Linked DNA regions of Mus musculus: regions 2 and 3 are each linked to region 1. A link is a loop called in an ENCODE intact Hi-C map of the cell type or tissue named here. Cell type or tissue: left cerebral cortex. All regions are shown on one strand.

What was found. Hi-C counts contacts between places; a loop is a spot of excess contacts. Peaks named below come from ENCODE experiments on the same cell type or tissue, not always from the same donor. Only the 100,000 strongest peaks of a DNase experiment are listed, where the experiment ranks them.
Region 2: it touches region 1 in a loop (2.9-fold over the local background); 6 of 42 quality-filtered maps call a loop at or near these places.
Region 3: a loop joins it to region 1, with 4 times the contacts of the local background. A loop is called at or near these places in 6 of 42 quality-filtered maps.

Annotation. Positions count from the first base shown.
Region 1 is chr16:97,170,300-97,172,799 of GRCm38, reverse strand. It overlaps Dscam (DS cell adhesion molecule), which reads left to right and starts at 2,065. Exons shown (of 33, transcript NM_031174.4): 1 at 2,065-2,500. In left cerebral cortex, a CTCF peak has its summit at 1,151; DNase peaks (open chromatin) are centred at 1,068 and 1,812; H3K4me3 peaks cover 1,267 bases; H3K27ac peaks cover 2,041 bases.
Region 2 is chr16:97,289,271-97,291,770 of GRCm38, reverse strand. No RefSeq gene overlaps it. Among named protein-coding and RNA genes, the nearest start is that of Bace2, 66 kb to the left of the region's middle. In left cerebral cortex, a CTCF peak has its summit at 1,300 (motif pointing left); no DNase peak of the experiment used is centred here; H3K27ac peaks cover 155 bases.
Region 3 is chr16:97,271,194-97,273,693 of GRCm38, reverse strand. No RefSeq gene overlaps it. Among named protein-coding and RNA genes, the nearest start is that of Bace2, 84 kb to the left of the region's middle. In left cerebral cortex, a CTCF peak has its summit at 1,212 (motif pointing right); a DNase peak (open chromatin) is centred at 1,229; H3K4me3 peaks cover 473 bases.

The DNA of each region.
Region 1 (2,500 bases):
TTATGGGTCTATCACCTTCTGTGGGTTGTGTTCTTTTCAGTGGGTGGTCTGTTTCCCACCATTCCTCGCTGTCCTTGATGGAGATCTGGATGTAACTGGATCATTTAGTGAAGCACCCAGAGTGGGGCTTGGCATTGACTGTCCTACTCCAGAGTGGCATTGTCATGCATGTCCTACAAGCCATTTATGCCTCTGGCCCACAATGAACCAGACACTGGGGACAGCTTTCCAGTGTAGATGTGTAATCACTTGGGTATCTCCTGATACCTTGGAACTGTAATCCCTAAGGAATGGGAAAGCATTTCCCATTCCCCATCATGGCTATGCCTAGTACAGGAGCCAGGCGGAAGACAGGGAAGCAAGGCAGCAGATGTGGGCCACTTGTGTGGCCATGGGTTACTTTGTAACAGCTTGGCATCTGTGTGCAGCTGTGCCCTTCCTAACTATTCCCAACAGAGTGAGACAGTAAACAGAGAGTGACAGATACCATGGAAGAGACAGAAAAGGCTGCAAAGGAAAGGACACATTTTCTACTAGGATATTTTAAATGGTGTATTTCCTTCTTTTTGCAAAAGGAGCCCTTTATTTTTCTTTATACCAGATCCCCAAATTTATATAGCTAGCCTAGCTATATAGAACCTTAGCCACCACTGGCCATGGTAACCAGGCACTAGGCCTAGGCTGCAGAACACCGCAACCATTATAGTTAGAAGTGCTGATGATTTCATTCTGTATGCCAGGGCAGGAACACTCATGAGACGCACACGTATGCTTAGAACTGGTAAGTGGAGGTAGTGGTTTGACTCCAAGCTGTCTGCCTCAGCTTTGTCTTGAGTGCTTGGCTACCAAGCCCCAGCTGAGCCTTAAGATGGTTGGAGTACCTGAAGAATTGTGCCCTAAAAGAACAGGAATGCAGGGAGGGAAATCAGGCCCACTGCCTGCCAGGGAGCACAGCTTTGAGGAACAGGGAGTGAAGAAACACCCTTTGCATGCAAAGGCAGAGGACACTGGGGTTCGTGTGTAGCTGGCAGAGCTGGAGGCGCAGCCTGAGTGGGCGGCAGCACGTGACCACCTACAGCTGCAGAGCAATGGCAGCCAGTGCGGCGTCAGGGCTCAGCTGACCCTTCCTAACACAGGGCCTGGCCATCTTGTGCCCAGCCCTGGTAAAGCACCATTTTATTTCTGCCTCAACATTTGCTTTTCTGGGCTATTCTGTGAGCCGTTTTAGGGGTGCCTAATCTGTAAGTGCACATGTAGTTCAGGCAGAAGATGCCTGATAGTCTGCGAAACTATCTCCATTTCCCATGAAATGGTCCTCTCTTGCCTTCCCTCAAAGCTTTCCCAGTCCATAGTCCTGGCCGTGTGCATTCAATGTTAGACTTTAAATCAGGGCACATTCTGACTCTGTGGGTCATTATTTTGTAAAGTGCCAGATACGGATATGTGCTTTTTGAAGGGCCTTTGTTGAAATAGTATCATTACTTCAAGATCTTTCTGGAGACCCATTTAGGCCATGGTCTGCTGTGCCAAGAAAGGGGTTGCATGTTGGGACTCAATACGCACTATCAGCTATTTTAATCAGTTTTTATACACCACTCAGAGACCAAAATTAGAATCGCTCATGTTTGCACCCTAGTATGTATTAAAGATAATTAAAAATCAGCCAGTGAAGTCAGAGAGCTCTTCCCAGGAGCCGCGAGGACTCCAAGGCAGCATTTCCCTCTAGGCAGATGGACTAGACTTTTCAGGGAGTCAATACGGACTCCGAATCCTGCTGCACATCGCATCAAAACTGCTAACGCCTCGCGGTCACCTCTGCCTAGCTGGCACCCTTCCGGAGTGGTCAGCCCCCGGCCGCATCTCATTAACAACCTGCAAGAACAGAGCTACACACGATGGGCTGTGTGGGGACGCGTCTCTGAGCCTCTGAGCCTCTGAGCCCTGGGTCCCGCCGACTGCGTGATCCGCCGCACTCCTCTGCTGCTGCTTTAAGACTGCAGAGCGCCCCAGCGGCCAGAGCAGGGGAGGGGTCCCCGCTCGCCTCCGCGCGCGGCCCGCCGGGCTCAGGCAGGGAAGGGCAGCACAGGGGACCCGGCGCCCGAGGCCGCCGCAGCAGGATGAGCCTGGCCGCGCGCCTGCTGCCTGGCTGCGGAGGGTGAGGCCGGCGCCCGGGAGGCCGCCGCCTGGCCGCGCTGCGCATCGGGGGGCGCCCGGCATGAGCTCGCGCCCGCGGCTGCGGCTGTGCGCCCGCGCCTGGCTGCCCGCGGCCCGCTGAGCCGAGCCGAGCGCACGGCGCACCTGGGCTGTGTCCGCGGCGCGGGGCGCGGCGCCCGGGAGCAGGTGTGCGGGGGCGCAGCAAGCGGGGAGCGCGGCTGGGCGGCTGGGCGGCCCCCGGGCAGGTGGCGGGCAGCAAGCGGAGCCGGGCCGGGCGCGGCGGAGCGCAGCGCAGCGCGGGGGGCGAGGCCGGCGCGTGGCTCGCTCGCTGGCTCGCTGGCTCGCG
Region 2 (2,500 bases), 120 kb before region 1:
GTTCCATCCATGCTTTTCCTATGGATAACAAGATTTAATTATTTTTGATAGCTGAATAGTACTCCACCATCTATATCCCATATTTTCTTTGTTTACCCACTGACTTTAACTGAGATAATTCCATCACATGGCTTTTATGAACAGTGCAGCAATAAACATGCATGCACGCATATCTATGACATGCATACATCTTCAGAAGTATTCTGACTGGACCATATGGTATTCTATTATTTTTAGTTTTCCGGGGAACTTCCACAATGAGTCTCACAGTGGGTGCACTAATGAACTTTAGGAGGCAGTGTGTCAGGTCCTTCTGCCCACATTTTTCCTTCATAGCCACTTTGACTTGGGTGAGGCAGACTCTCGTGTGGCTTTGGTGTGTGATTCTTTTCTCGATGAGGCCGAGGACATTTCTCCTTGTTCTTGCCTGCTGTGTGTGGGTCTTTGGGAGCATTCTCTTCAGGTTGTTGTCCATTTTCACAAGATTACAGGGTTTGCTACATGGTCTGAGCTCTTTTTGTTTTCCAGATATCTACTTCAGGAGACTGACTGAGGGTCCCTCCAAGTCTGTAGACCGTTGCTTGGCTGCTTCTTCTGCTCTGCCTAAGCTTTTTTTTTTTAAATAATTTTATTATTTTAATGTGTTGGGGGTACCTCATGTGTGTCAATGCACCATGTACATGAAGTGATCATGGAATCCAGAAGAGGGTAATGAAGAGGCTTTGTTTCCTGAGCTAGGGGACTTCTGTGCAGCGGTAAATCAGCACCTGTAACAGTGTCTCTCACAGTCCCTCTTGTGATTGCAGGTATTCCGGTTTTACAGAGATATCTTTGATCCGTTTGGAGTTGGGTTTTATACAGGTTGAGTAATGGGAACATAGCTTCAGTCTTTAAATGGAGCAGAGCTGGAGGTAACACAGCACCGAATTTAAAGACACAGGGACAAAGCCACCATGTTACCAACATAAATACAGAAAGTCACATGGAATAGACTAGAGGACCCAGATGTAAACCCATGCCCTCTCATCCAGAATACTCTTAGGCATCAAAAACACACAGAATCAAAAACAGTTTCCTGAGGTGGCTGGAAGCTGGCTCAGTGGTTAAGAACACTGCTGTGTTTTGTTGGTTTTTTTTTTTTTTCAGATTTGGTTCCCAGCACCCATGTCTGGAGGCTCACAGTTGCCTGAGACTCCATCTCTAGATGATCTGACTCTTTCCTCTGACCCCTCTAGGCAACACCCTCCATATACATAAATATAAATAAAATAATCTTAAATACAACAAGACAACTAGAGACCTCTGGTGGGAGATAGGGAGATGTCACCCAAGACTGAGCCTTGCGTTCTTTGAATGGCATCTCAGGAAAGGACACTATGCAAACTGTTCACACAGAGATGGTGCCCTGAGCACCCCCAGTGTATGTGTGCTTAATACAACCCTGCAGACCTGCAGACTGTACCCTGCAATGTCACCTGGGCTATAAGTTCTCATTGTTTTTCAAAATGTATTAAGGTTGTTGCTGAGAAAGGACAGAGAACTAGAGAGTGGGAGAGGTGCTTCTTGAATGTGTGTGTGTGTGTATGTGTGTGTGTGTGTGAGTGTGTGTGTATGTATGTGTGTGTGTGTGCACATTTCCCAGGCTTCCCTTTGTCAGATGTGTCTCTTTGCAAAAGTGGGTTACTATCAGCTGAGATCTACTTGTTCCTTCAAAGGTACAACAAAGCCCTACGAGCAATGCCCTCACCTACTCTGAGAGCAGACAGGGGCTCATCTCTAGCATGGAGGCTCTAATCCTGCTCTCTCAGTCTCTATCTGTGTTCCTCAGCCTTCCCTGGACTGAGCCTCCCCCTATAGGTAGCCACAGTCCCACTGACCAGTGTCCCTGTACTCATAGTCAGCCCCAGTAAGAGCATGCTCTCATTTTTGAGCCCTCCAGGGAGGTTGTTACCTTAGTTATTTTTTCTATTGCTGTGATAAAACACTATGACCAAGGCAAGGTATAGAAGAAAGAGTTTATTTGGGTTTATGGTTCTAAATGGTTAGTATCTGTGATGGTAGAGTGAAGATACATGGGCAGGAGCAGGAAGCTGAGAACTCACATCTAGAACTGCAAGCATCTGTGTTTGCTCCAGGAGGCCTTGGTCCCCCGCATCCCATAGGCAGGTCTGTGCCGGGCTACCTCAGAGCACTATTCAGACTGACCTGGACCAAGGTCATCATGGTGCATGAGTGTTTGAACTATGAATCTTCAGAATTCTCAGTGGCTCCCTGTCTCTTGCTCACCTCTGCAGATAGGGAAGACGATACAACTGTGGCAACTTTAATGAGATTCACCCCACAGTTTTAGGTACTTGAATACTCAGTCCCCAGCTAGGGCTGCTGTTCTGAGAGGTTTAGGAGGAGGTGTGGCTTTACCTGAGGAAGTTTGTCACTGAAGGCTATGACAAGGAAGTGAGACATGGTGCTCCACTTGATGGCTCGGCTCAGTGGGGATCTC
Region 3 (2,500 bases), 100 kb before region 1:
CAGAGGACCTGAGTTCAAATCCCCAGCACCCATGGAAATTATGGCAATTTTTTAAAGTCCAGCACATAAAATGTGAAAACAGAGAATCGTTGGAGTAATCCTGGCTAGCTAGACCAACTCTGGGCATGAGTGGAAAAACTGCCTCAAAATAAAATGTGATGAAGGGCATTGTTTGCTCTTGCAGAGGATCCGAGTTTGATTCCCAACACCTACATCAGGACGTTCACAGCACCTACGTCAGGAGTTCACAGCTACCTGTAACTCCAGCTCCAGGAGATCTGATGCCTGGGGCCTCCACTGGCATTGCAGGCATGTGCTCAACCCCCATACACACATACTCATAACTAAAAATAAAATATGTCTTAAACAAAAAGTGAAGAGTGATTGAGGAAGACACCTGATGCGCTCATGATGTGCATACACAGGTGCATGTGCACACATATGCACCTGTGCCCATATACACATGTTCCTGCACATATGTGAACATGTATGCTGTACACACTGCACCTATAAAATAGAATACAATTAAAACAAAAAAGAAAAGTCAAATTTTATAAATGGAGACAGGATTTGATCAGTGCCCACTGTAGCCCTGAGCAGGGACATCACACTGTAACATGCTATTAAAAAGGAAGGAAGGAAAAAAAAAAAAACAAAAAAAAACAAAAGAAAAAAAAAACGATTTAAAGAGCCGAGCAGGGTGGCGCACGCCTTTAATCCCAGCACTTGGGAGGCAGAGGCAGGCGGATTTCTGAGTTCGAGGCCAGCCTGGTCTACAAAGTGAGTTCCAGGACAGCCAGGGCTACACAGAGAAACCCTGTCTCGAAAAAACAAAAAAGGGGGGTGGGGAGAGAGGGAGGGAGGGAGGGAGGGAGGGAGGGAGGGAGAGAGAGAGAGAGAGAGAGAGAGAGAGAGAGAGAGAGAGAGAGAGAGAGAGAGAGAGAGAGAGAGAAACTTGAAGAGGAATTCCTGCAGTCAACATCACAGAATACTATCCACCCACCCACCTTACAATTCCCTGTTCTGTGTATATTTCAGAACCACAGAGATTTAGATGCCATGTGAAAGAGAGGAACCAGATGTGAAATATCCTGGCAGAGAGGGCTGTCTGGGCCACCTTTTGCTTTCGATAAGAGAGGAAATAGGGTGGACTATGAAGGATCAGGAAGCCGCTGATGGCCAGGTGTACCCTGCATTTCAGGAAACAACCAGCAGGTGGCGGAGAAGCATGGCTCCCTCCTGTGTCTGCAGAGAAGAGCAGAGCTGCGCAGCTGCAGGGGCTGCAGAGCTGTGCAGGGGAGCCTGGCTCGGGAGCCCAAGCAAGAAATGACCCGTGGGAGCTCCCGTCTTTCTTCTGTGCTCTTGAAGCCAACTTGTCCTGAACGCTGGCTTTCTGCCAAACCTCGTTCAGCTACGTGCAAGTGCACTCCTGGACTACGGGGGTTCCTAAGCCTCTCCCACCTTCCAGCTGACCTGTTTATTCCAGAACAGGTTCTTTCTGCTCACTTCCCTGATATGCAGAGTCCATCTTCCTTCTACCTTCATTAAAAATTCAAAATCAAACATTATAAAATAATGCCACTGCCTTCGGGAGGGTGCCTGCTGTGGCTTTTCTATTTATTTATTTTTCTTTCCTTTACACCTGATTTGTGAGATTGTTATAAAAAGGGCTCTGAGCCAGACCAACGACATCAAATAAATGCTAGCATGGGTAATCAAAATGCCTGAGTTCCCGAGGCACCCAGAGGTGCTGTCCTAGTTAGGGGTCTGTTAGGCACTCTTCAGGACGTTGTCACCCATGCTGGACAGCAGAACAATTGGCTGTGTTGTTACATCCTCAGATTGTCTCTAATTTTGTACATTCTGGGATTGCCCTGTCAGAAAGGATTCAGTCATTGTGCTTTGTTAGGGGCACGAGATGACACCAATATGATTTCCAACCCTAGTCTCACCTCTCCCTGCAAGTCTGCCCTACCCCTTCCTGTCACCTAATTAGCATGTACCCGCTCGAGAGGGGTTGGCGCCAGACTCGGGCTTACACCTGCGCTGATGTTGTTTATGATTATGACAACGGCACACCGGAAACCGGCGCCATCTTAGAGTTGGCTTCCTACGTGTGTGTGTGTGTGTGTGTGTGTGTGTGTGTGTGTGTGTGTGTAGGATAGTAGAACTTAGAACATTGCATGTACTAGGCAAGTGCTCTACCACCAAGCCACACCCTACTGGCCAGTGTTTGTCTCTCTCTGTCTGGCTTGCTGTCGTCTTTCATCTGATTGCACAAATTGCAACATTTCCTTTTTCTTATGGATGGGACTATTCCATCAGTGTAATACATAAAGTACATTTCATGTTTTCTCTTTTATTTCATATGTGTATGCATATATGTATAAGTGTGTGTAAGTGTGTATGCATATGTCTGTGTGTGTGTATGTGTGTGTATGTTTGTGTGTGTATTTGTGTGGTTGTGTGTGCATGTGTGACCCGTGGTACATATGTGAAA